7 separate regions of the Mus musculus genome follow, and all the other regions are linked to region 1. The links are chromatin loops, found by intact Hi-C in ENCODE. Cell type or tissue: heart. All regions are shown on one strand. Region 1 overlaps Gm36235 (a long non-coding RNA gene). Region 2 overlaps Gm5432 (a long non-coding RNA gene). Region 3 overlaps Gm36372 (a long non-coding RNA gene). Region 4 holds the start of Gm40287 (a long non-coding RNA gene). Region 5 has its middle 57 kb from the start of Lpin1. Region 6 has its middle 92 kb from the start of Gm48606. Region 7 has its middle 80 kb from the start of Gm48606.

What was found. Peaks named below come from ENCODE experiments on the same cell type or tissue, not always from the same donor. Only the 100,000 strongest peaks of a DNase experiment are listed, where the experiment ranks them.
Region 2: it touches region 1 in a loop (4-fold over the local background); 3 of 42 quality-filtered maps call a loop at or near these places.
Region 3: a loop joins it to region 1, with 2.0 times the contacts of the local background. A loop is called at or near these places in 4 of 42 quality-filtered maps.
Region 4: a loop joins it to region 1, with 2.8 times the contacts of the local background. A loop is called at or near these places in 7 of 42 quality-filtered maps.
Region 5: a loop joins it to region 1, with 2.8 times the contacts of the local background. A loop is called at or near these places in 7 of 42 quality-filtered maps.
Region 6: a loop joins it to region 1, with 2.4 times the contacts of the local background. A loop is called at or near these places in 4 of 42 quality-filtered maps.
Region 7: a loop joins it to region 1, with 2.0 times the contacts of the local background. A loop is called at or near these places in 5 of 42 quality-filtered maps.

The regions. Positions count from the first base shown.
Region 1 is chr12:16,007,979-16,011,978 of GRCm38, forward strand. All of the region lies in intron 1 of Gm36235 (a long non-coding RNA gene), which reads right to left. Among named protein-coding and RNA genes, the nearest start is that of Gm36235, 5.5 kb to the right of the region's middle. In heart, a CTCF peak has its summit at 2,100; DNase peaks (open chromatin) are centred at 1,043 and 1,413; H3K27ac peaks cover 1,811 bases.
Region 2 is chr12:15,848,271-15,852,270 of GRCm38, forward strand. The region is part of intron 2 of Gm5432 (a long non-coding RNA gene); the gene reads left to right. Among named protein-coding and RNA genes, the nearest start is that of Gm5432, 33 kb to the left of the region's middle. In heart, no CTCF peak of the experiment used is centred here; DNase peaks (open chromatin) are centred at 1,851 and 2,301; H3K27ac peaks cover 695 bases.
Region 3 is chr12:16,220,431-16,224,430 of GRCm38, forward strand. The region is part of intron 1 of Gm36372 (a long non-coding RNA gene); the gene reads right to left. Among named protein-coding and RNA genes, the nearest start is that of Gm48606, 9.8 kb to the right of the region's middle. In heart, no CTCF peak of the experiment used is centred here; no DNase peak of the experiment used is centred here.
Region 4 is chr12:15,604,536-15,608,535 of GRCm38, forward strand. Gm40287 (a long non-coding RNA gene) reads left to right here and starts at 1,798. Exons shown (of 6, transcript XR_872503.1): 1 at 1,798-1,968. In heart, CTCF peaks have their summits at 300 (motif pointing left), 1,726 (motif pointing right) and 3,698; no DNase peak of the experiment used is centred here.
Region 5 is chr12:16,531,235-16,535,234 of GRCm38, forward strand. No RefSeq gene overlaps it. Among named protein-coding and RNA genes, the nearest start is that of Lpin1, 57 kb to the right of the region's middle. In heart, a CTCF peak has its summit at 2,258 (motif pointing left); DNase peaks (open chromatin) are centred at 1,447 and 2,177; H3K27ac peaks cover 824 bases.
Region 6 is chr12:16,138,592-16,142,591 of GRCm38, forward strand. No RefSeq gene overlaps it. Among named protein-coding and RNA genes, the nearest start is that of Gm48606, 92 kb to the right of the region's middle. In heart, no CTCF peak of the experiment used is centred here; a DNase peak (open chromatin) is centred at 2,320.
Region 7 is chr12:16,150,024-16,154,023 of GRCm38, forward strand. No RefSeq gene overlaps it. Among named protein-coding and RNA genes, the nearest start is that of Gm48606, 80 kb to the right of the region's middle. In heart, no CTCF peak of the experiment used is centred here; DNase peaks (open chromatin) are centred at 1,228, 1,608 and 2,298.

The sequences.
Region 1 (4,000 bases):
AGGAGTGGCATTTCCAGAGCAGAACAAGTTTGAAAAGAGAATCCCAAGCCCTACAAAACCAAAGAAAGTTTTTGATATAAAGCAAACCATGGCTGCCATGCTATATTTGCCCCTGCATATGTGAAACCACCATTTACAGAGGACAGTTAAAATATTTCCAAGCCCTGTCATCTGTTTTCTTTTCCTTGGACTATTGATAGTTCTTTTGACAACTCTGGGACCCACTGACTTAAGACTAGTGGCCCTGGAGAATTATTATTGGTGAACCTCAAACCAGATACCTTATGTGGAAGTAGTCACCAGGGGAGGGATGGGTGGCATCTACATGCCAAGGCACAAGGTTGAATCAGCAAAGATCTCTCTCTGATCTGTATTCTTATGTTTAGACATAAAGCCCAGACAGACAGTGTGACACCTGTCTTTCACACCAGAAAACCAGGGTCTAACATCTGCTCTGGTGGCTTCATTCTGACTTGTGGCTTTGAGCTGGCTAGTTCCTTCCTCTTTTCAGCCTCTGGGTCTTACACTCTGAAGCCTTCCACCAGCCACCAAGCCTCTGATTGCTTTTGCGCCTCTCCATCTTCTAATTTCGATTTTAGATCTCCTTTGCAAGTTTGCATGGCATTTCTTTATCCACATACTTCCTGTAACATGTTTCTCGAGATTTTTCATTCGTGGGTAGTTATCTACTGATCTCGCCAGCAGGAAAGACCTTCACAGAGCTTCCTATCTTAAGTGCATTTAAGGTTTAATGTACAGGGGCTCTTCCCCAAGGAAGACTTCACAAACAAGTCACAAGTTTGTGCAGGACATTTCTAGACCTCCTGAGAAGCCATCTAGACAGACTGTCCCTCAGAGATAACTATTATCAAATGCTCTTCTTTCCTATCCTTAACTGTGCTGAGATCCTGAGATGTTACAGCCCATCCCCCACCCCAAAGAGAGTATAGTAGGAAGTGTGTACAAAAGTGTGTACTTAAGCCCCCACCTCCCACCTGCCTCTGACACTCAGTCTCTGAGCAGGCTTGAGGTGGTCACTTCTGAAGGAAGTGCTGAGGGGGGGTTGGGTGGCTAATCCCATTGTATCAGCTTTCCTGGGAAGTAATTCACACAAGCATACAGTTATATTAATTATTAACTGCTACATTTCAGCCCCAGGATACCTGCTAGGCAAATTCTCTACCAGAGAGCTATGCTCTCCTCTTCTGAATTTTGCTTTCAGAGACTGAGCTGTTTACCTCTGCCAATTAACATGTTACTACGTCATCTCCTTCTGCCTCTTTTTGGTATAGTTTTGACTGTGTAGCTGGCTTAAGCCAAGCTTGTAGTCACACCAGGCCTGCTGGGCAGCACTGATTTGCAAACCCTGGTCTCTGCTAGCTTTTGGAATGAGTAGCCCTGACCTTCTCATGCCTGTTCAGCTAGTGTGGGGCAGGAAGGGGAAGGGTGGAGGAGAGTTCCCACCCTTTCCTGCATAACAACACAGGACCTCAAACGTGCACCCGCTACCCAAACAGCCAACAAAAGAACACTGTCTTCATGTGCCTTGTGTTTCTCCTTGCCCAAGTCCTCACATGAAATCATCCTTTAAATCCTTAAATTGTGCTTTTTAAAAAGGCTCTTTCAACCAGGCAAAATTGCCTCATTATTTGCAAGAATGTATCCACAATGCAAAAATAGTATATGAAAGAAAAGCTGCATCAATTAATATCCACATCTTACTCAGCTCTAGACAATAATTGCTAAAAAGAATGATTTCTACTAATTTAACATATTATCTGGGGTATGAAGAATCTTTCCTCCATATGGAGAGAAAAGAAGCACTCAGATTGGTCTGAGCAGTCCATGAGCCTTCTACCTGGCCTTTGTATTGTTATTATCATTATTATTATTATTTTAAATAACCCTGCTTATTATACTTCAAGAGGTTCCAGACAAAAAATTAGCAAGTTGTCTGCTGATGAATCACTGACAGCAAAGGCTGCAGACAGTGGAAGCAGCTGCCACACTTAGGGAAGACCTAGCAGATTGCAGGAAGGGAGCCAGAAAGCCCCAAGAATTGCCTCTTGGAGGCCTGTTTGACTTTCTCCAGCTTGCACTATTCAGTTTCCTCACCAGGACACTGGCGAGAAGGCTCTGCCGCAGATGTCTCTGGAGCTGTAGATTGGCATTTGGACATTTCTCCGTGTCTCCTGATGAAGCCAGGACTTGGCTACGGTGGTTCTCACAGGAGTGCACACAGGCAGGAGGACCCTGGTATGCCATGGCTTTCTCCTTCCTAACTTAGCTTTGTTTCCAAAACTCAGCTTTAATGACTGAATTAATTTACTATGTGCAGGGAGAAAGTCGCAAAGCCTGCCATTACAACCCACTTGCATCCCCAGTTCATGCCCTGTGCCCTCTCCTTCCCACCCAGCTTGCTCAGATTTCACCGAAAGGAGACACTCCTCCCCAACCGGAATCGCCTAAGGCAAGCTCACTGTGTGGGAATAAAGATGAGTGTGGCTCTTTCCCTATGCAGCAAGAGAAAAAGGAAGAGAGATTCTTTATCCCCCACACTGAGGAAAGCGCGTTAGTGTTAACTGTTACAAGAGCTCCTGTTGCCACTTTATGAAGTTAGCCTAAGAATGAGGAGATAGATGGAAGCGTCAGTCTTTGGACAAGCTAGGTAAAGTCAGAAATCACATTGGGGTGAAAGCAGGTTGGTCAGCCGTCCTGCGTCAAGCTTATCGTTGTGCGTCAAGTTTATAGGGCTCCCACCTTCCTTGCATGACCAGAAGAGAAACCGAAATGCAGAGCGAATGTCATGGAGAGAAAAAAGGAGAATACAGGCTGGAGAGATGCTTGTCCTGCTGGCATGAGAGAATGAGTTTGGACGCCAGCACCAACATAGAAAGCCAGGCTCAGAGACACTTTTGTAATATCAGTTCTGGGAAAGAAGAGCAGGTGGAGCCCTGAAACCCATTGCCCGGCTAGCCCAACTGAACTGATGTGTTTCAAGTTCAGTGAAAGGGCCTGTTTCAAAAAGTAGCTTAGTTGCTTAGCATTTAGGAGCACTTGTTGCTCTCGGAGAGGACCTGGGGTTCAGTTTCTCAGCACCCACATAGTAACTAACCAACACCCATGACTCTCTTCCCAACGAATGCGATGCCCTCTTCTGTCTTCTGGGGACAACAGGCACACACACGCAGCATATACAAACATGCTGGCAAAGCACTCATACACATAAATAAAATAAAATAAAATGAAATAAAATGAACTTTTTTAAAAAGTAAGCTAGAGAGCAATTGAGGATATTTAATGTCACCCTCCGGCCTCCACATACACATGGGCAAAGCCACAAAGATAGAAAGATATACTAGGGGCAGGGTTTCTGTGTTAAGGCAGCTCACTTGAGTATGCTGACACCTCTGTGGATGCAAATGGAGGCCTGGGAACTCGCTCTTCACCCCTGCAAAGCTCTAGCTTTCTTTCCTTGGTGCTCTGGAAGATGTCCCCAAAGCCTTCTGGAGAGTTCTGTTTTAGCATCCCTAATCCTGGAGGCAAGAGGGCCGTTGGGAACATGTCCAAGGGCTGAGGCTTCCTCAGCCCACACAAGAGGCCTGGGAGGTCAGTGGGCACAGCCCCCTGCATGTTCAGACGGAAGGGTTCTGAACGGAGTCTTGGCTCCGGAGGCTGTATAGGTTCAGGAAGCTGCAAGCTCAGTAGAGCCAGCCGGGAAGAAGACAACAGAGCTGGTGCTGGACCCTTTGATCCCCACAAAGAAACCAAGCCATGGCTGAATGAAGGTGGACCTTTACCAAGGAGCTCATGGCTTTAGCTGTGCCTTCTCCAGATGTCTTCAGCTAAGGAGGAATCGGAGAAACAGGGCAGCCCGCAGAGACCTGCTCCGAGGTAATGAGCGGAAATAGAAAATGTAATTAACATGTCTGCCCTGAGAAAGGAGAGCTAACTCTATTACCCTCCTCCTCCCTGCTTCCATTATGAATGATTGTGTTTC
Region 2 (4,000 bases), 160 kb before region 1:
TAGTTACACTTTCCCATCCTTCCTACCTAGGGTTTGAAAACTTAAAAAAAAAATAGGGCTAAACAGAAATGAACAGAAAAAGAAAAAAACACAGGAAGGAATGTGGGGGTAAAATCAACCATCCTGGCACAAGAGACCTACAAACAGCTAAAAAAAAAAGGCTGGTTATAGCATCTCTGACCATGGCATCCAGTGCTGTATTGCCCACTTTTAACCCCAGTACTGGGGAGGCACAGGCAGAAGGATATCTGAATTAGAAGCCATCTTGGCTTTAGGCCAACCAGGTCTACAGAGTGAGACCCTGTCTCCACCACCACTACCACCATCACCACCACCACCACCACCACCACAACCATCACCACCACCACCACCGCTGCCGCTGCCGCCGCCACCACCACCACCACCACCACCACTTCCTGCCACTATCTGGTCAAGGTAATGGAATTCCTGGCTTCCTGGCTTGGCTAGAGCTCTAACATTCCAGCTGGGCCACATCAATCACTCTGGCTAAGGAACTACTCCTGGATGAATTCACCTTAAGCCAAGCTAAAGAGACTGGTGGAATAATTTGTTCTTTAATGACATATAGTATTTTTTCATTCTGAGATTCATTCCTCCCTCCCCCAGTGCAGAAACTTATGGGCTGTTCAGGGATGGAGGGTGTTGAGTCTATTCACTTTTCAGAAAAGTGAGACTTTTCACTTTTCTTTTTTGCCCTTCTATGTCCTTTCTAAGCATGCTTCCCTTACCAGTTGGAGTTCCCTGATCCATCAACAGTTTGGCTTCCTTGCTCTTCCCTCTGTCCTGTGGCTATGCCTGCCGTCTGCTGACCTCTATGTCAGCCTACCAGGATGGCTACTTACCTCCTCTCCTCTATTATCCTCCTCTGGCCAGCAGCTGAAGCTTACATCTTGTATCTCCTAGGGCTTTTAGACTATAATAAAATTGTTCTTGAATTTGAGTCCATTCTAACATTCTTTTACTAATTTATTAATAATAAAGTATTTATTTAAACAATTTAAATTCAATGATATAATAAAATAATATTTTAATAATTTAATGTTTTATTAACAATAAATAATTTAATAATAAAAATGATAAAATAAGATGTCTTAAATAAAATAATTTATTAATAAACAATATTTATTTATTTATTTATAAGACTGAGAACTTAGGGAAACCTAATTTTTTTTTTTTGCACCAGTGTCTGAGAGGAAGAAAGGAAGGAAGGAAGGAAGGAAGGAAGGGAGGAAGGAAGGAAGGAAGGAAGGAAGGAAAGAAAGAAAGAAAGAAAGAAAGAAAGAGAGAGAGAGAGAGAAAGAAAGAGAGAGAGAAAGAGAGAAAGAAAGAGAGAAAGAAAGAGACAAAGACAACCAAAAGAAGAAGAAAAGCTAGTCTCTGGCTATGACATGTCTGACCCTCCATTCTCCAACTGTGCTCTCAGTGTATGAAGCCCACAGACAGAGACTGGTAGATGTGATCCTGTGTCGGGATTAGAAGCCCAGGGCTGAGGCTAAGTAGGTATAAGCATCCAGGAAGGGAGTAGGTGGTGGCTACTGAAGGTAGAAGCTGAGCCTGCTAATCTGAACTCAAGTTGCTGACCCACAGGAGTTCACTAAGAATTGGAGCCAAAAGGGGATGAAGCCAAAAGGGATTGTGAAACCTGGAAAGAAAGCTGGATAGAAGCAAGAGTCATGCAGGCAGGCACACCGGAGACTGCCTGGAATGATTCCAGAGGCAGAATGTGGGGACAGGGGTGTTGTTTCAAGCTGTCACCACATGCAGGAATGCTGGGTGTATGTCAGGAGATGGAGCAAAGTGGACAGGAGACATGACTGGCTCAATGCCTGTTCTCGACCATTCTATTAGCCTCCTGGGGCCCAGGCAAGGAGGACCTTCTCAGGAACTGCCTGGAAGCCAGCTCTCCTCCTGCGTGGCCCTCTCCTTGTCCAAATGGCTTCAGCAGAAGTGCTGGCAATGAGTTCAGAGCTCAGAATAGAGACAGAGATGGAGAGCCCTCTTAGGGCCAAGGCTTGAGTAAATAGGAAGGAAGGCATTTTATACTTTCAGGATATGGTCTATTTGGAAAAGAGGCTTGTATTCCAGAGGAAGTAGCTCAACCTGCCCCTCTGAGAGTCCCAGACTCACCTGTCTATTATGCCAGCCCTAGTGATTAGAATTCCAGCTAGTTCTGTCAAGGCCGTGGTGTTCACTTAGTTAGAGAGGGTGAAGCTGGCCTGTCTCCGTATCCAGATGTATGCATGAGCTTGTCCCCTTCTGTCTGAATACAAAACCACAGTGCTCCCTGAGCAGCTGGCTTCCCATGGCAGGCGCTGAGAGAGCAGTAACTCATTTAGAGCTGAGCCAGCACTGGCAGGCGCTCACGTTCACTGGACCAGCTCTGACGTCTGCATGGTCTTTCTTCACCCTTTCCCTCTGTCCCTGTACCACTGGCTGTTTAAACTGCAATACACACTCGAAAACCCTAGTAAGTGGCAGTTAGCATGACTCACTCATTCAATAAACAAACACTCGCTAAGCACCTAGTATGTGCAGATGCTGGGCTGAGTACTGGCAGTCCATGTGGGAGTGAGGCATGCTTACAGGTCTCAGGAATGCAGAAGAGTGGGGCAGAGATACAACACAAATACAGTTGGCCCTCACAATTCACAGTTGGAAGCTGCAGATTTACCAGCACACAAGATTTGGGGGGGGGGGGGGTTTCTTCTGCACTGAACATGTATAGACCATGTTCTTCTTATTTTTTTAAACAATATAACAATCACTTTTAAAGCATTTGCAGCATTTGTACAGGATTGGGCTTAATGATTTGAGGCATACAGGGGGGATTTGTGCATAGTTTATGTGCAATATGTCATTATTTTATAGAAGAGAACTGAATAGCCACTTGGTAAGGAGGAGAACCAGAGAGAGGAGAGAGAGACAGAGAGACAAAGAGAGACAGGGACAGACAGAGAGACAAAGAGAGGAGATTGATTCATGAACTAGTTGTAGAAAAACAGTGTCCAAGTTGGTTAGTGCAACAGAAAACTTTCTGCACCAGAAGTCCAGGGGGACCAAAGGACCTGAGTAGGAAGAAGCCTCTGAAAGAAACAGGCTTGAACAGGTCAGGTACCTCAGTATTTGCAGTACATAATGGGAGAGATTAGGATGGCTTCTAGGGAAGGACAGTTCCAGGTCACCATGGGTCACAATATGTGAGGTGGATGCTCAGTTGTTTTCGATAAGGAATTTGTTTCTTTTTATTTTGTATATGATTGTGACTATGCTTATTATTTCAGAAATCACACTTGGGCCATACCAGAGAATTATACTCTCTGAGTGGTGAAAGAGGTGATCAGGGAAATTACAAAGTAAATAAGATCCACCCAGGCCACCATACTTTAGATGTGCTGAGGCAAAGCCTTGCTCAGGTGCCTTCAGGCTTTGGAGAGAGGCACAAGTCATAAGGAACCTGGTGGTAGAGCAAGGGACTGGTGGAGCAAAGCTAGGCAGCTTGCACATGGGTTCATGTTTGTGAGTGAGGATGCACTTAGTAGGTCTGGAACCTCCAGGTAACTTAGTACTCAACGCACTAATCGCCCACCCACTAGAGAACCCACTATGTGGTTATTCATAATGGGCTCTGTAAATTCCTTATTGAAAACACTTCATTCAAAAGAGGACATTTCCAGGCTACACTAGCCATTGACTAGAAGTCAGGGCAGGAACTCCTGCAGCTTGTCACATTACGTTCACAGTCAAGGTCAGAGAGAAATGTCTCTCTAGTTCAGGGCCTGAAGCTAGATCATGTTGACACCCACTTTCAGGCTGGGTCTTCTCATCGATTAAGGCAAGCAAGACAATCACCCATTAAGGCTTTTTTCTCAGAACTCTGTACAACCCTTGCCCCAAAACTCCCTGACCCGTGCATGTTTTCCTGGGCAGCTGGAAGATGACTTTGAACTTCTGATCTCCTGCTTCAGCATCCCCTCCCCCA
Region 3 (4,000 bases), 210 kb after region 1:
TCATTATACAAGCTATCCAATCCTCTTGGAAAGGAAAGTATTATTTAACACATTTCCCCATGTGACACGGCTCCAGATTGTAAAATGACTTTTCTATGTTGGAGTTCACTCAAATCCCATCTTGGGTACAATGTGCTTTACAGATCTGATGCTAAAAATACTCCTTTGTGTTTGGAGCTTTTAACTAGTCTACTAAGTAGGGGTGGGGAGTGCTGAAAGTCTCTTCATCTACTTCTTCTAGGTGAGTAGTTACAAGTCCACCAGTGATCTTTTCTGTTCTGTTAGAGACAACTTCTTAACAACCCAGGGCAATCACTGGAGCATGATCTTGCCCAGAGGCTACATTCAAAGGACCCATACTTTGCCCTCATTGGTTAAGCCTGAATGGCTCCACTTCTGAGAAAGCATTTCTCTACTCTAGAAGATTCTACCGGGGTGATGTACCCCAAATATGACCCTGAATCTACCGGCAAATTACCGAAAACTACACTAGAATCAAAGGATTTCCATAATTCTAATAAACAGCCTTTTCATGGAGCAAAACAATGTGAAGGGTTTGGGAAACTATGGTTTTATTGGGAGGTCTTTTCTCTTCTCAGAATCTTATTTCACAGTGACTTAAATACAAGGTCTTGCAGACTTCCTCTGTGACCCTTTGGATTCTTTCTCATCACGATGTATGAGTAGACATGATGTGCATCCCATTTCTATCAGGGCTCATTAAACCCCTCCCCTTGAGAACCCATCTCCACCTCCATCCATCTTCATCCTCTCTTACCTCTCTCTCCACTGTTCAGTTTAAGATCTCATGTCCCAGTGCCTTTTGCCTTTTGCTGTTGTGGCATGGGAAACACAGAGACTTTGACAATGCTAAATGTTAGATAGTGAGGGCTATTTTTTACAGCAGTTAGCCTGCTGTGACTAATGTGCCAAGAATTGCTGCCTCAGGTCCAACTAAACATATGACTTTTCTACTACCCAAGCAGTTGGCATGAACCATTTGACGATGTAGGCAGAAAGGAGGGCATTTCCCCTCACAGCTTCAGGAATGAAGTTGTTGGAAAGGAGAAAGAAAAGAAAATTATTGTTTGTCTTTTTACTAGTGAATTCACTCAGAGATGAAACCAATATATGTTTGAATTCTTTGTAACTGTAAAACCTTTTTGAAGACTAGAACCAACTGGACATGTGGAAGGGATATGCAGTGAGGACTGTTGATAATATTGTCCATCAGACTGTCTCAAAGTGGGGCTTCTTGATGATACATATTCATGGGCCTGGAGCAGGTTTTATTGAGAGCAACTATCATGGTTTATTAGCCCCAGTGTTTCAAGTGCTCATTTCATAAATGATAGCTCCACTCTTGTGACCTATTCCATCTCAAACATCATACCTCTGACTATTATCACATTGGATTCCTTACAAGTCAGGGTGGGAGACATCCACATTAAGTTTGGAGAATTTGTTGCTTGATACAAGGAAGAATGTCAGTGGATAAAGATTCAGAGACACAATAATATTAGATCAGGGACCAAATGGGACAGAGATCACAAGCCAGATAGGACTTTTTGAAAAGAAAGGTGTTGAAAAAATATAAAGGTAGATATGCAGTTTTTGTACAAGTTATTTTGCCATGCATATTTAGTTAAGCATACATGCCAATAGCTAACATACAGTTTTTGTAGTTATGGTTAAATGAGGTCATGACCTTACAAATAAGGTTTAAAGAATAAGATTCTCTACATCTTTAGTACCTATAGAGGGCAATATCTGCATATGGCCAAGACCCCTACATAAATCTACAGAGTATTTGCATAGGACTCATACACACCCTCCAATAAACCTTAAATCATGTCACAATACCAGAGATCCCAAATGCAGTATAAATGAAGGTAGTGTGTATGCTGTACTGTTTGGGGAATGATGACTAAGAACATGTCTATATGTACCCACTATGGCTGTGTTTTTCTTTTCCAGATAGTGTGCAGCTGATTGAGTCTGTCAACAGAGGGTCCATGGATGTGGAGGCTGACTGTGTGTGTAGAGGAGGGGCAGTGTGTACTCTGATTATTTGAAATTCAAATATCCTGGTTGGGAAGATTAAGAGGCAAAGGCACAGCAGAATTTTCTAGACCTGTACAACCAGCAGCACACTGAGATATAGTTTTGGAAACAGAAGAATATAAAGTGTGTTTTCTAATAGTGGCTTGGGCTCCTCACAGCACTGCCTGGCCCCATCCCCATTTGTGTTTTGCCTCAAACATAGCAAAGGCTTTGGCCACACAGCTGTGACCTCCAACAGACACCTTTTCTGTTCCTTCCCTGAGCTTTCTACCAAGTGAAAGAAGCTCACCCATTTTAGAAATGTGTCAAGAAGTAACTAACATACTCAAAGAGTTAACCTCAACCCCAGAAAATCTTTTCCGGCAAAAGATGAAGACTCAAACTGGCACACTGGTCATTATCAAAAGTAAATTCTTAGAAAATACCACCCATTTAACAAAATAGACATCGGAAAAACCTGCAAAGCTCTGTCCAAGGCTCTGGCAGCCATTACTCTCTTCATTAATCATCAGGGGTAAGCGCACCATGGCTGTAGAGTATGCTAGTGAGATTCTGCCTGTGGAACACTGTTCTAGCATCTTTACAGCTCAAGTGAAAGCCGCTTTTCACTTTCTTTCTTAATTACTTCTTAGAATCCATCCACAGTTTCTGAGTGAGCGGATGTTTTGGCTCCACCAGTTTCAACTCTGAATACATTCTGACCTGCTGTGCTTGTTAAGAGCCGGCAGTCATCACGCCAGATGGCCTTGACTAATCTTATGTTGTTCCAAACATACCTATTTATAACTCCTGTGGAATCTTGGAACTAGTCCGTGTGTGAAAGATCAACCAAAAGTAATTGAATAAAAAACTTGTCAAAGCTGCAGGTTATTAATGCAAATGGCACCTAAAGTGGGATTTTCTACATGCTGGAAATCAATTAGTAAAATCCAGAAACTGTCCGGGAAGACTATAGGATGGGCAGCATCTCCTAAAGAGAAAACAATGCAAGGATGAGCCTGCGAGATAAAGAAGGCATCCTGCTTCAGACAGGGAGATTTGGCAATGCTGCAATCCCAAATTACTCTCTATTGTTTCCCATAGAGTGTGACAGGAATATAAATTATCAGTCTTTCATTCAGTATATAATAACATTAGCAGCAATACATACATACATACATACATGTGAAAAGGTCCTGAAAAAAGCCCAAATGATAAAAATCCATGAGTAATTTTACAGAGAACAAACCATTGGCAGAGTTCAGCTTTTGTTACCAGAAATACTGAACTTAATAGAAATATCAGCCCATACATAAAGACGCATGTAGGAAAAGTTGTAACCCAGCAGGACTTTTTAGAAACCAAAGAAATCAATAAATAAAATATTTATTGCAAAAAATCTTACAAGAAGCATAATGGATTCTAATGAAAATTAAAGTGGAAAATATTGAGAACGGGTCAGATAGTGTGCAGAGAGCACAAATTAAGAATTAAAGTGGCTTAATGGAATTTGTTCTGGAATATTCCATTTTAATGAGAAGTGAATGATTTTGTTGTAGAGTTGGATGAGTTTAGTCCAAATGTTTACCTTTGTAACATCCTAGGTGTTTAGTCATGCTCACAACAATGTGCCCAGAGTGAAGAGGTAAGAAAGAGAGATAGAGAGGGAGTCTGGAGTAGCTTCCAGGGTTTTCCCTAGCTATATCCCCTCTACACACACACACACACACACACACACACACACACACACACACACACACACACACACACATACACACACACACACACACACACACACACACACACGCACGCACGCACGCACATGCAAGTCCCAAAGAGATGCCACTCTCCCATCCTCAATTCTAGCCATCAGGGCAGACATCTTTCCAGTAAGTCCTCTACTCTTTCTTTCTCTTCCATATGAACATTACTACTTTTTTTCAAATATAACTGTTAT
Region 4 (4,000 bases), 400 kb before region 1:
ATAGCCCTTGGGTTGTTTGCTAGAGACATCATCTAAAGTATCCCTGGCGCGGCCTTAAACTTTCTAAGTAACTGAAAATACTATTGAATTTCTGATCCTCCTGTCTCTACCATCTTCAGAGCTCTGGGACCACAGCACTAGGTAGCTATGCTTGATCTATGTGGTAATGGAGATGGAAACCTGGACTTAAGGTGTACTAAGTAAAAACTCTGCAAACAGAGCTAAGCCTGCAGCCCCAAAAGAGTGCTAGTTCCTACAGAATTCTACAGAAGCCCATGACTAGTGCCCCCTGCTGCCATCTCCATGGATGTCAAAGGGGTTTTAAAGATGTAACTAAGGTCAATTAGTTGTGTGGGCTTTAAAGGTCTAATGTAGTGACAAGAGTCCTCAAATGCTGAGATATGTCCCTAGATAACAGCAGAAGAGAACATCGGGGAATGAGCCATGGATCCTGATCTCTCAGACAAATGGATTCCTAAGAGAGGCCTCCAAACAGCCTCAAAACCTAAAAGCTGTCCCTGAAAAGCATTCCACAGGAAAAGGGTCCTGAGTCCGATGGCAATCTAAATCTTGGCTCATGTGAATGAGCTTGGGGCCGTTTCTACACAGGGTCCTGGTGAGTGCAGGGCTTTGCCTTCCTGTGGAATCCTAAACAGCAACACTAGCCCAGCCTGCCTGGTGTTCTTTTTCACACATGTAACTGTGAGTGTTGCTTGGATACTGCAAATATGGTCCAAATAAGTTGCAATACAGCAAGAAAACTAGCAAGTTTGACAAAATAAGCAAGTTACAAAACGGTACACATACCATGAGCTTCTTTTTATTTATGTATTCATGTATTTAGGGATTTGTAGAAGAAAATGAGTTAAAACACATGCACAAACATAGCGGGCTTTTAGGTTGGTGCATTAAAGTAAGATGAAGAGGATGTCACCACACAGGAGATGTCACCCACACAGGAGATCTGATAATTCCTTTCTTTTATGGCCTAAATAGCATGGTATAGAGTTTTGTTGCTTTTAAAGATTTACTTTTGCATGTGTGTATGTGTGTATGTTGATGTGTGGGCATACGCACCTGCGTGCAGGTGTCCATTAAGGACAGAAGAAGGCATCAGATTCCCTGGACCAAGAATATACAGGTTAGGTTAACTGCAAGAGCAGCAAACACACTTAACAGCAGAGCCATTTCTTTAGGAGTAGATTCAATTATTCTTCAGGAACCATTTGAACCGCACCCAATCATTTGAATGAATCTTTCAGTGTTGCCTGATCACATGAGGTAAGCTTATGACTTTGATATTTGGTGAAAATTAAAGTTCAAAACCCTAGCCTTATTCTTGTGTTTCTAAATGAGATGATTTCGTTTTGGTTGTTTCAAATCTAAAATCTGTGTGATGATCCTTGCAAGTTACAGTCAATGAAAAGACAGTAAATTCCCCCAAATGGTACAATTATTAATGAATCTACAGAATTACCCATGGGGCATGCAGACTAGATTATAGGTCTTATATTTATCAATGTTGAGTTCCTAGAATAATTTCCTATTTGGTTTTTCTTACAGTTTTTCTATGATCAGGTTTTAACATTGCCTGATGCTCTACACAATTCCTGGTACCTATCAAGTATTTATTAATACTTCTAGTTCAATTAATGCATTAAACAATTGATGATGGAATGCAAAGGTTGACAGCTGAGACAATGAAGACTGCAGTCACAGAATGCTACCACGAGATGTCAGTGTAAATAGGAGAGCAAAGCATTTCAGGAATATTCTGCATCATCTTCCAAGGCTCTAGGGAAAACACATCTGCAAGACTCTAAAGCCAGAAAACAAAGCGTTAGAAATGAATTTATCTCCCTGTGCATGAATATATTCAGAGCAACTCCTGGTTTATAAAGGAAAGTATCCATGCTGACCTTGCGACCCTAAGAATAAACCCTTGGAATTTCACTTCGGGACAATTCCGTAAGTATAGTTTTATTTCCCACTTTTGCCATTTGTCTGCCTCTCTAGGGCTGGCTGGGGAGGGAGTATGATTAAGGAGAGACTAATGAGTTCAATCCAGATTCCACCTCTTGTTATTTCTGAATGAGGACAAAGCATTGGACTTTCTGAGTTTCATTTTGTCATACGAAGAAAGAAGAAAACTGATAGGCAGAGATTATCTGTGTCACATGACAAACACTTTGATTTCAGCAGAGAGCATTCTCCAAAGATTAGTTCCTGGTGTGTGCTGAGATCATGAAGGAGGGCTTTTGCTGCAATTCTGAAAGGATTTGGTTAATGAGCCCACAGTAACTCGTCTTGGAAAACTCTTTCTCTACTGAGTCCACAGCTCTGTGAAAAAGTCTATGTGGTCCCCAATGATAACTTCCCTTTTCCAAAGCACACTCTTGTTGAGCACAAAGATTGATCACTGCCAGACTCTAAAAAAAGGTTATGAGTGTGATTGTCTCTCTGACTTCCTGTGGTCTCCATAAAACCTCCAAGCTCAGTATTCTAGGCTCATAAAAATGTCCTCAACCCGTTTCTCATTTGCTTTAATGACATTTTCTAACAGTTGACATTGGCATCTCTTCTCTAGGGAAAGTGTTGTGAGATTTTCTTTCCCCTTCCCCAGAATAGCTGCTGAGAACAACTCATGAACTGGAATGCAGAATGCACAAGTTACAATGTCTATCTTCCCATGAAAGGATGCATACTTGGAGATATGAGAACTCTACCTCCCCCGCTGTAGCACCAGGCAGGGGACCCATGGGTCAGCACACATCCCATCCCAGAGGACCTGGTACTCTCTGGCCTCCAGTGCTGTGCTCTTCTGGGGAAGGAAAACAGAGTAGATGACAGAGGAAGCAACATTCCTTAGCATCTACTGCATGGGCAAGAAGCTTTAAGAGCTGTACATTACAGATGAGAAAATCTTAGTTTAGAAAGAACCATTCTATTTTGTTTAAAATAAGGACTCACTTCACATGGCCAGACCACTTCAAGGAAGAGGAGACAAAAACATACCTGAGTAAAAATAGCTCTGGGAATGGATGCTATCATCATTCTGAAACATAGGATATTGTGAGCATACAAGGCGGCGATGGGAAAGTGCCAAATAGCATCCTGAGACTTCAAGGACAAAAGAACCAGTTCTGATGAGGAACTGCTTAGATACTGGCTGGCAGATGCCAGACCACCTCTTTACCATCATGTATTCTGGGCTTGCTCTGTTTTGTACGTTGAACTCTTATAAGTAAGGCCTCCTACAGACTGGCCAAGCAGGAATTCCAAGCAGAGTTAAGCGTTCCTACATTGATACGAAGATGAGAAAGTTTTAATGTCTTTTATTCCAGAGGCTCTCAATAAAAGGAAAACAAAAATGGATGGACGGACAGATAGACAGACAGACAGACAGACAGACAGACAGACAGGCCAAATTTAAGAGTAGTGAAGGACAGGTTGTTACAGTGGCCTGATAGTAAACGCACCTTCCAAGCAGATCCTTTGCCTAACAGAACTTCCTGCTTAGTTTTACAAAATAACTATTGCTGCTCCCTTTGGTTTCATGTAGCAGAAGTATTTTTCTGATGATTCTCCTGGTTAAAGTGTATTCTCTAGGGTATAGCAGAGACCCCAGGTTAAACCCTTGATGCTCCTCCTACAGTTTCAGCTTCTGGACTCTGAGATATAACTAGGCCAGTTCATCAGAGAGGGCGCTATTGTTATTATGTTGTTTTGTTAATTTGCTGTCATTTTTTAAAGAGTAGGCTTTAATGAAGATGATATTTGCAGTTTCCATCCCAGCGGCCTAGAAATAGTGGAAACTCTCAGTGAGTGATGAATCTCACTTCCTGTCCCCTCTTCAAGTCTGAGCATTCTCTCTCTCTCTCTCTCTCTCTCTCTCTCTCTCTCTCTCTCTCTCTCTCTCTCTCTCTCTCTCTCTCTTTCTCTCTCTCTCTCTCTCCTTCACTCACTCCCTCTCCATCTCTCTCTCATCCCTTCCTCTCCC
Region 5 (4,000 bases), 520 kb after region 1:
TAACTGCTCATCCTCACTCTTAAAAGGTCAGTGTTTAATGACGATGACTGTCCTCCCTGCACAGAAGTTGAAAGAATCAAGGTGAGAAGTGAAACATCAAAGGCATCTCTTCTAAATCCAAATGTACCGTTTCTCAAGCCCACATCAGCTTTCCAGAATGTAGTAAGTACTAATGCTAACTGGAACTCTGACTACGGCTTTAGCTGCACTTAGTTCTAAGTGCATTTGGGCTTTACTAATGCTGAAGAGACTAGGGTTGTGCACAAAAAGAATTAAAGCAGAAAAACACGTTGGCTGGCTAGAGTAGTTGGCTACCATGAGTGAGGCCCTTAGTTCAATTTCCAGCACTGCTGTATGCCTGTAATGGAGGTGGTGGCAAGCAGGAAGATCCAAAAGTCAAGGCTGTCCTCAGTCACATAGCATGTTACAGCTCAAAATAACAGTAACATTTTGGGCTGCATATACATATATATATGTGTGTGTGTGTGTGTGTGTGTGTGTGTGTGTGTGTGTGTGTGTGTGTACACATACACGCTTCAGAGGACCTAAGCTTGATTCCCAGCAGTCACATTGGATCACTCAAAATCACACGTGACTCCAGTTCCAGGGGCATCCAGTCCCCTCTCCTGGCATCCACAGGCACCAGGCACACTCATGGTACTTACATACAAGCAGTCAAAATACTCATACACATAAATCGCTTTACAACTAACAGGGGTGGTGATAACTTGGTTCAGCTCCACAACATTTTGAAGATGAGTCTTTAAACTTGAGAAAACTGCCCTGTAGAATTTGCCCGCTTAGCCTTTGCTGGCTTATCCGAAGAAATAAATGTATAGAGAGCCCGTGAATTGGCCACTGGGGAAGAGCCTGATGAAATACACGTTGTTATTCAACCAATCCTATTACCATCATTATTTCCATGCTGCCTGGTAGACAGAACCCAAACTTCAGTCCAGATCTGAGTCACTTTCAGTCAGCTAAGGGATGGATCACCCAATCAGCTAATGCTGGGGGGTTGGTTTGATTTGGGGGGTTTTTTTTGTTGTTTTTTTGTTTGTTTTTTGTTTTTAGATAATCCTGAAAAATGGATCAAGATGACAAAGAACATTCTGGAAAGAAAGCACAAAGTCCTGAAATGAAAATATAACCCATTTCTTCTCAGCTTGGCTCTGCAGACCATCTCAGAAAAGGATGTTTTTACAGAGCAGAAACGTGACTGGCTGCACCTCCATTTACACTTCTTTGTTACAAAATGCATGTGACTTGTTGGGGTTCCAGCCTCGGGAGAAATCGGAGGCACTGGTGGTTACTTTCCGAAGTGAAACTTCCAACCACAACCTCCGGTGCACAAAAGGCGGAGTGAGTCACAGGAAGAGGCCACTTGCTTGCAAAATGCATTAAAAGTAATGCAGGCTGAATGGACTTCCTGCACCAATGAACAGATAGCTGGCATCGGGACAGGCTCCTCGAGGCTCCCAAACATTTCGGGGAGGACGAGACCATTAGAAATCTGGGCACATCCACCTCTACCCTGTTCCCTGCGTTCTCACTCTGCCCAGGCTGCCAGACCTGCTGTCTCCCAGGCCTGTGGCTCCCATCTGAGATTCCCCAGGAAGGCAGATCTGACTGGATGCTTCCACAGGGTCAGAAGGACACCTTGTGACTTAAGCAAGCACCTGTGGCTCGGTCTCCAAGATCCTTTAATACAAAGAGGTGAGGTGGTCTTTGTAGCAGCTTCTCCCGGTTTGAGCAAGTGGGGTGGAGCTGATGTGAGTCCTAGGCTGATAGCATTACAGCATTCCTGAGCTGGCCAGATGACAGACGTGAGCCCGGGCCTGGGCTGCAATGGTCCACAACATGTGAGTGCATCCGAACCCCATAGGACTTATTAAACTATTCTCGGAGGCCCACACCCACTGCTAGGGTCGGTAGGTCTAGGATAAGGTCCTAAACAATTTTATTTTTAACAAACTCCCAGGACAAACTCCCAGAACCTCCAGGGCCACAAAGAACAGATTTTAAATCTCAACAGACTGGCCTCCAAAGCTCACTTAAAGATTTGGGCCTCGGATTGAGCTCATCCAAGGGACATCCGCACTGAAACAGTCCCCTGAAGAAACTCCCCTGCCTCCACACAAATCCAACCCACAACCTGGCTGGTCTCCAAGCCTGGGACCACAGGGAAAGGCCTTTGTCAAAGCAGAGGCTGTTTTGAAAGGCTATTCGGTCAAACAAGAACCAACTGTGCCCCCCTGTGGCCACCGGCTTTCACTGACTTCCAGGATCAGCTTCTCTGGTCAGACTCTGCTTCCCTTTGGGGACCAAGCCTGGCTGTACCACAAGTGATAGCAATTATCCTCTTTGGTGCTACAGGATAAAAAGAGAGGTTACAAATGTAAAGTCTATCCTGGGGTGTAGAGCATGGACTTGCCTAGCATGCATGAAGCCCTGGTTCAATTCCCAGTACCAAATAAAAGACACTCATTGTGGCACATGCGTGCAATCCCAGCACTGGGGGTGGGGGTGGGGTGGCAGTAATGATCTAATTCAAAGTCATCCTTGACTATAGTGTTTCAGGCTATCCTCATGAGTCTGTCGGAGACACTGATGCTGCGAAGATAGCTCAGTGGATAAAGCACTTGCCAAACAAGTGAGGGGCCCAGCATTGAAATCCCCAGAACCCACAAAAAATTCAGATGTGGTGGTCACCTATAATCCTTGCAACTCACAAATCAGAAATGGAATCATTTTACAAGCTGACTTGAAAAGGGAAAACCCCTGGTGTTCCCCTGTACTGGGGCATATAAAGTTTGCAAGACCCTGGGGCCTCTCTTCCCAGTGACGGCCGACTAGACCATCTTCTGCTACATATGCAGCTAGAGACACGAGCTCTGGGGTACTGGTTAGTTCATATTGTTGTTCCACCTATAGAGTTGCAGACCCCTTCAGCTCCTTGGGAGTGGGTAGGTAGGGGAGCAGGGCGGGGAGGGTATAGGGAACTTTCGGGATAGCATTTGAAATGTAAATAAAGAAAACATCTAATAAAAATAAATTTTTTTTAAAAAAGGGGAAAACCCCGGAGACCCGTCACCTCTCGTATTTCAAGGGAATGGGCACAGTGCTGTTCACACTCCAGAACCATGATAGAAAACACAGATAGACAAAGATGGTCGAATGGAGTCTCAGCTCTGATGTTGGGACCAAAGGCCTCCTGAAGAGAGTTAAGTCCCAGAACCTGTTTCAAAACTGGGCCTCTTTAACTTTCCTCTATGACAATTCCATTCCAGGACCGACCGCACAGGGGTCACGAAAGCTGTCTCAGAGCTGATGGTTAAGACCAGTCCCCCCCACACACACCCAAATAGTTTTTGGCTTCTGATGCAAAATGGGAATGTGTTACTCTTTGAAACCAGACCAAGCCCTTCAAATTCCCAGGTGAACAAAGCTCGTCTCTGGGAAAGTCTAGGCATCCAAAAACTCATTCTGTCTGCATGGGGGTATGAACTGCGGGGACACAGGAGAGCCTTGGGTACCACCATGGAGGTCTGGTGTCAAAGGATAAAGAGAACACAGATGAATGAGTGGCCTATAGACAAGTTTATCCTGGTTTTTATTTCAGATAAGAGAGCCTCAGACACTGCAGTCAGGTAGCATAGATCTGTGGAGCTGTCCGAGGGTTTCTTCTGTCTGTAACATGTTGAATCTACAGACACCCGGGGACCTGTTAGAATTTGGACTCTTCAGTTTTTACCCAGAAGTGCCATTAGCATTTAAGGATGATACTCTTCCATGCCCTCCATAATCACCAAGGCCAACACAGCAATCCGCAGGAAGCCTCCGGCCATTGCTAGTACAGTGTTAATAGGATATGACCAACCTCAGCTCAAACTAGTCAAGGGCTTTGATGGACTCCTTCAAAATGAAAAACTAAGGACAAATATCCAAAAGAGGGGGACAGGGTCTATGAGGTGAAGACACCTCAAACATGGCAAACAGG
Region 6 (4,000 bases), 130 kb after region 1:
CCTCTGAAACTCAAGTTACAGCAGTGCCAGCTGACCAGTGTGGGTGCTGAGAACTGAATTTAGGCCTTCTGCAAGAGCTATTAACCACCAGGCATCTTCTTACTAGGAAAGTTTACTCTTAATTAAGTAACTAAGAAAAAAGTGAAACCAGTGGACAAGTATTTGCACAAGCAAAGCCTCAACAAAAATGAAGGGGTGTGGACATAGACAACACAGCAGTGACCTAAGCCCCCAGGAAGGAGGAGTTGATCTGATGAACAGTTAATATCAGAAGTCAGAAGAAGGGGCATATAGAGGTAAAGGTAGAAACCACAACAGAAGGAATCAGGAGTGGGGGCATCTTTTCTACTTGGTGGGTAGGGGTGGATAGATGCTTTGCAGATAGACCAGCTGAGGGTTCCAATGAGGAACTACAAGTGAGTAGAGCATCCAGGAACATCCATACCTGACACATCTCATCAAAGTCAGTAGATCCTCTCCTGTGCCCCATCTCCTCCTCAGCTGGTTACTACTCTATTCAGAGTCCTCTGCAAGTGACAGGGAAAGGACATGTGCACTCACTGTTGGAGAAGCGCAGTATCTAACAGCCATGCCTGTCTTCACAGAGCACGTACTGGGATGTTCAGGGGGGCCCTCAGGGGAATCACCACTGTCAGCTCCAGAGGCTGCACATGGAACCTGCTTCCTCTTAGTAACAGTGAAATAAAGCTGCAAATTGCCACAGACCCAGATCACAATCTTCATATCCAGGGAGCAAAGGGCTGGCAACATCTACACCCAGCACCTGGCCCTGCTGGGCTTGGGACTTAAAAGATAGGGATGCTTTTGATTCTCACTGTTGAGTCATGAAGGGAAATGTTCGTTTCCTATCAGGCCCACTCAGCTGGAATACTTTTAACGTGTCCCTCTTCTTTTCAAGCTCTCTTTCATCTCCCAAAATAGCCACATCAATGATGAATTTGTCCCGCGTGTTTTCTGCAATGAGTTTACGTCTCATTGGATTCTCATTACCTGAGCAGGAGCTGACTCATATGGGGGTCACATGTCACTGTTCCAGGCTCCGTCTCCAGGCATGGTGCTCCTACCTCCTTGCATTCGAGCCACCCCTCTCCTGCTCCTCTGACCCCACAGCTGTCTGCTCCTTCATGACTACAGAGCCACAGCCAGAATTCTGCTCAATGATGCTAATATTCCTGGTCAGACATATGGAGAGGAGGAAGGCCCTGCCTTAGCCCAGAGTCAGCTTACCTTTGTGTCTTGAATTTGGAAGGAAGAAACAATTTGCTTGCCAGTCCCCATAATCTTTATTGGAAAAGAAGCATTTTAACTGCTGGTGCTAGTGCCTGAGTTATGCATAGGATGCAGAAGCTGTCCTAAGATGTCACTAAAGGCATAATGCTAGCAGACAGCATGTCACCACACAATATTGCTTGGGGTGGGAGGGGATGGGGCAAGATGATCGTTTCACCAAATTTTATGGTCAAGTAGAACTCCCATCCAATCTAAGTGAAAAGGTGGCCTGAGGTCCTGTAATCAGGACACAACCTCTGCTCACATCTGGACTCCATCATTTCTTTGCTCCATGGTTGGCCAGGGGTTTCACCTTTGTTCAGCCTCAGTTTTTTTTTTTCACTCAGAAAATGGGTACGATATTATTGAGTGTACTAAATTACTGTCAGGAGTAAATGACATCATAACACATAAAGCATGTAGCCTGAATTCCGCTCAGTGAGGCTTAATTAAATGATGCTGTGGATGGAGCTGGGAAAGGATAGAGGAGGGAATGAATGGCCCCCAAGCATGCCTGCAGCAGATGCTGCCAGAAGTTGGATATGGACTCACTTTAAGAACTTCTGAAATCAAACTTTTAGTATCCAGGATGATGAAGCAATTCAATGCTTGAGTTCCTTTGTGCCTGAGGAGGAAGAGAACAATAAAACTGGAGATGATGAGAGAATTAATGATAAGTCCTGAAGGAATAAGACAGACGGGTTCACCGTGAAGTCTGCAGTGCATTCTGGGAACTGAGATTCCTTTTGCTGGGATTTTAAAGACGTTATGGCTCTAAATGAGCTGGTGGTGGAACAACCCAGCTAAGATACTTAGCAAAATGGCTTAACAACATGCCTTGATATTAATCTTGGAAGAATGCCTATGGAATATGAAGAAGACATTAGCTGGGAAACAGGAGGCCTGGATTCTAAATCACTGCACTATCTTAAAATAGCCCTTTCCTCCAGGGTTTCATTTGCCTTCCTTTCAAATGGCAGGGTTGAAACCTGTGTCCTTAAAGCTCCTTCCAGTGTGACACTCTGCAAGCCTTCCTGCGTCATCTCACTGAGCTGACCGGGCAGGAACTCTTCTGATTATTGCCCTCCCTACAGGGGTCCCTTAAGGGAGGAAACCCATTGAAGGACACAGGGAACTATAGAGCAAGGGTTCTGGGCTGGCTTGGAGAGGAAAGCTGGGGATCTGGGGAGGGAAGCCCCCAGCTCAGAGGCCTAGGCAAAAGCATCAGGACATACGCTGAGCAGTGGCTAGGTGCAAGGAAACCTTTGGAAGGAACTCTCCAGGGCTGCCATAGAGGACTCTGCATCTCTGGATTATACTCTGTCTCTCACGTCTGAGGGCCCTAAGGGCTTTTAATTTCTAAATAAATTTGACAAAAAGCCTTTGCAGAACAAAAGTCTGGGCAATTTTACAACAGGAGTTGAATTTCTTGCAAACATATTTTCTCATTCAGTAATCACCCAGCATCTGCTGGGCACTAGGCTTCAGTTCTGAAACAAAATAAGAGGAAGCCACCCTGAAACAGACTGTTCACAGTCCAGATGGGCTTCCAGCGCAGTCGTCGGCACAGAGGGCATCCTACTGTCTCCTAATGTCTCCCAGCATTTCAACACAGCCTGTAAAGAGACCATATTAAATACAGCACTGAACTTAAACTCAATTCCTTTCTCCATGATCCCCATAGCCATCTATTTGCTAAAACATTCTTTCACTGTGTTTTTATGTTTTATTTTTATTTTTCATTATCTGTGTTGGTGTATGTACATACACATGCACCTGTGCTTATATGTCTATGTTTGAGTATATGCATGTGTGTGTATACTCAAAGAGTCCAGAGGCACCAGATGCCCTAAGAACTGGAGTTGTAAGTTGTAAGGGTGTTGTAAGCTGAACATGTGATTGTTCAAATTAAACTATCATCCTACACACAATCAGTGCAAGCTCTTCACCACTGAGCCATCTTTCCAGTTCTCTTTTGTTTTGTTTTGTTTTGTTTTGTTTTGTTAAGACAATGTGACCCAGGTTGGCTTCAAACTCACATTGCTTCTTCCTCAGCCTCCCTAGCACTGAGATTACAAGCACCTGATGCTACCTCCATTGATCCCAGAGCACAATGGATGTCTTCTTCTGTGTAATAAAGTTGAGTGACAAGCTCTTAAGTGAAAACTTAATAATCTCAGGACACAAGCTGTGTCCTGTCTATCAACAGCATTGATTAATTTGCATAAAATATAAATTATGATCAAGGAACATTTGCTGAAGTAATGAATTACCTTTCACCATATATCAGACACTGTAGTAGAAATAATTTGAAGAGGTGTTTTAAAATAATGTATTCCCAAAAGTTATCATTTAGATTGGGAGAACAAACTGGATCAAGCAGACAAACACAAGTTACCGTACACTTTGCATAGAGTGAGTTAGATCATCACAAGATGCCTGTGTGTGGAACAGGGCTGGGGTAGAAAGGAAAGGCAACTTACCTCTGATGGGTCCACAATGGGAAACCTTGGGATACTGGAATAGAATGTCTACCTTCAGATGGTTTGTCATGACTTGAGGCAGAGAAGACACCTTAGAAGGACAGACCCTATTGGTGACCAGGCAAGGAAACAGAGAGAGAGAGAGAGAGAGAGAGAGAGAGACAGAGACAGAGACAGAGAGACAGAGACAGAGAGACAGAGACAGAGACAGAGAGAGACAGAGAGAG
Region 7 (4,000 bases), 140 kb after region 1:
TGGCCCCGAGACCAGACTTCCTAGATAGCAACAAGCTTTTGACCACCAATCCCTGCCACAGTTCTTCATTGCCAGGGCCAGACACTTGCCATTGTTCTTTATAGTGATGGCCACAGGGCTTGAAGTTGGGTCTGCGGTGATGATCTTTAGACGCAGCAAGGCTATGAACAAGTCCATGAAGACAGCTGTCTGCTGTTATCCAAGGGGTACATTACATGACCCACCCACAGGACATGCCTGAAACCATGGTAGTAAACCCTACATATATGTGGTTTTTCCTACATATATGTACCGTGGTGACATTTGGCTTACAAATTAGGTAAAGTAAGAAATTAATCACAATAATTAATGGTAAAATTTTAAAAATTATAACTATATACTGCAATACAGGCTATTTATGGTTGGTTAAATTACTTATTTCTGGAATCATTTACTTCTCACCAAGCTGTGGTTGGCTACTTGTAGCTGAAGATGCAGAAAGGGAAACATGAGATGGAGCTGGGGGGGGGGAGGTGATTACTCTGAATATTTTCCAATGGACTTGGGGGGTGACTACTGTGAATATTCCCTAGATCAGAAGCAATGAGGAAGGAATTAGGCAATCCCTCCCTGCCACAGTGATCCAACTGCGGGGACTGGGTTTCACTCCATTGCCCAGACAAGGAATAGCACATGTTCTTTGGGAGGATCTCCTGGCAAACGTAGTTGTTCCTCCTCAGCATGGCAAAGCTTTCCATCAGGGTACCAGAGCTTAGGCAAAGCCAAACAAAAGCATAACCCCTTACCTGGAAGGGTCAGTTTTATTAGAAATTTTGGGAAAAAAACAACCCTATTCTTTTGTGTTAAAGACATATAAAGTAAAATGCACCACTGCCTGCATTAAAATAAACATGAAACTTACAATTTGATTTTAAAAAAATAGCTCATGCCTATAGACCCATTGGTTCAGAAACAGCACTGAGCTAGCATGTATTAATTCTGAATCTTTAGCCATCCCATAAAAAAAGACAAAAATCATCCAGGGAGATAACAAGAATTCAAACCGACAGAGGCAATGGAAGCCCCCCAGGCTGTAGACTCCCCAAAGCAACAGAACTCCAACGTCACAGCATCTCCCACCAGAGCCCGTGAACTTAGCCACTGTGTCCCTCCCTCTCACACCCTGGCATTTGGTGGAGTAGGGCAGGAGAGCCAGGCATATTCATTCACTCTCTCCAGCTGGCTGTGAGTATCCAGTGGAAAAATTTAAGCAGCCCAGGCTTTTAGCTTTCCCCCTGGGCTGCTGCTGCTCGTTGCATAACATGCTCATCAGTAAAAGAGCTGAATTGCAAATAATCTACTAACCTGGAAGGAATGTCTGAAGAGCTCCCACACACCACACTGGTACTCATTCAGTCCAGAAAGGTTTTGTGGGTTTGCTGTGATATTATTGAAGTAAAGGGTTTGGCTAGCATAGCCAGTAACTTGAGTGTGTCTTTTGATCCACATAGAAATTGTCCGTCTAAATGACATTTGTATGTTATTCTTAACTGCCTGTGGAATCAGATAATCTATTCCCCAGAAGGCTGTCAGCAGCCTCCAGTCTTTGTGAAGGTTGAGTTTCCGGCAAGGAAGGGTGTCAGGCGTGCCTGGAGGCGAGACTTCTGGAAGGATGATTCACACACTTTTATAGCTTCACTGCTCACAGGCTATGGGTTTGTTGTTTAAAAGCAATTTGAATGTATGGGATCTTTATGATGGTGTATATTCAGGGGTAATTTGAAAGTACTTTTTTCTCATGTACGTAGGCTGTCAAGGTGGGATCTGGGAGAATTGAGATTTACACTGATGTTCTAGCGTTTGTATGATCAAGCAGGGTGGAACCTCCCGTACTAATATCATAGCCCCCATCAGGTGCCAACGATGAACAGACTAAGGAAAAAAGAAATTTGTCAAAAGCCCAGACCTTGAATTTCCACCAAAGGTCTCACCAAGTGGTATAAGACAGAGTGTCAGAGTGTTCTGGGCTAGATGTGAAAGTTCACTGTGGAAGAACTCCAAAGCTTATAACTCGTCTGAAGTCAGAGAGGTATTGATTCATGCCACTCTAGAAGATCGGTTTGCAAAGCCAGTGGAGACAGCCAGAGAGAAGATAAATGAATCGGACTCAGGAGCCCACAGCTAGCAGCCACAACTGTGGCAGGGAGCTTGCCACGGATGCTGCGGCTACATTTCAGAAGCAACCGGCCCACTTGCGTCCCCCTGATGGCCCTCATGGTCCTGCAGCCTTCCCTTACTCAGCATCCTGAATCCACTCCAGCAGCCTGCCCCACCTTCTTGGCATACTTCAGGCCCAGCCCTGCCCCGCCCGGACATAGAAGCTATACTACTACTTTTTCTCACTGAAGTGACAAAATGCCATGCAAAAGCAATTTAAAGAACTTAATTTGACACACGTGACATAGCCACGAGAGTACATACTATCGTGACAGAAAAGCCAAGGCATCGCAAGTGTGAGGCAACTGCTCGCATTACAACCACAGCTGGAGAGATGGATACTGGCAAGAAATCCCAGCTTTGTCCTTTCTGTTTTGTTTTCCTTTTTAGTCAGTCCAGGACACCATCTCAGAGTGTCTTGTCAGAGAAGGAGGTATTTCCAAAGAGAAAAGTCCTTGTTCCACTTTGTTTGGTTAGTGGACTATTAAAATAAGCCACTCCCAAGAATTAGAATTTCTCTGAAAATTCTATTCTGAGGGAGTAGAGAGGCTGGAGCCCTGGTGTCAGACAGAAGAGGAACATGCCTCCCAGGGAGAGATATTACACAGTTCTGACAACTTATTAGACCTTTCAGGAGAGACTGGGAGCAGAGACAGTGATAGGTCAGTAGCAGGAAGGACCACACCTGGACCAGTATTGTTTCCTTATGCATTCACCCGGCCCTCTAAACATTTAAACCTGAAACTTCTGTCAGTATCTCAAAGAGGTTCTGGAGATCTCTGGGCCTCTTCATTTGTCCCTCTTCCTAATGTGGCCACACTGATTAAATATGTTTATTCATTTTGCTATTGTTTGTCTCTTTACTTGGGGTACAGGCAAAGAGCAGCTGAGCCTCACTTGTTAGAGCTGCCAATTCCCCGGTGTTTATCCTAAACAATCCAGTTACAATGGAATTGTGCCTCCTGTGTCTGAGTGGGTTTTCCCCTTGGTTAAATCCTATGGAAACATCTTCACAGACATGCACAGAGGTATTTGACCTGGGAGATTCTGCATCTGGTCAGGTTGAAGGTGAGGACCTACCTTCACAGAGGTGCAGAAGTAAATCTCCGTTTCTTTTCTAGACAACCTACATAGTATAGCACATGAATCCCTAACTCAAGTTCCTGGGACAAGCCTCACCCGGCATACCATGTTACAGGCCTACACAGCATTTTCACTGTCATCTTCTTATTTATTGGCTTACTCTATGTTCGGGGAGAAGGAGAGAGAGGTGAACAGAGAGAGACAGAGACAGAAAGATAGAGAGCACATGTGTGTATGTGACAGAGAACAACTCGTGGAGTTAGTCTTCTCTTTCTACCATGTGGGTTCCAAGGACTGAGCTCAGATCATGCACACTGGTGACAGATACCCTTACTGGCTGAACCACATAACCTACCCACCCCACCCCCATCCCAATCACTGCCTTTCTTTGATTAAGTCTCACTATGTAACACTTGGTTGGTCTGAAAATCACTATGGAGAATACACTGTCCTCAAACACACAGATATTTGTCTATTTTGGCCTGCTGTGCATTAACAGCTATGGCTTGTCTGTATTCAATTTGAAATTTCATACATGAAATTTTTGGATTTTAAGCAGTGTGTATTGTTGGTGTGCCATGATGAACTCTTATATTACCCTACTCCATCTCTCTGGAAGAGAATCATCCCTAACTCTCATGTACTCGTGAGTGTACTCATGGTGCAGTAGATGCTACTTGCCCACTAGTCACCCAGTATCTATCTTGGCTATCAGGCCAAC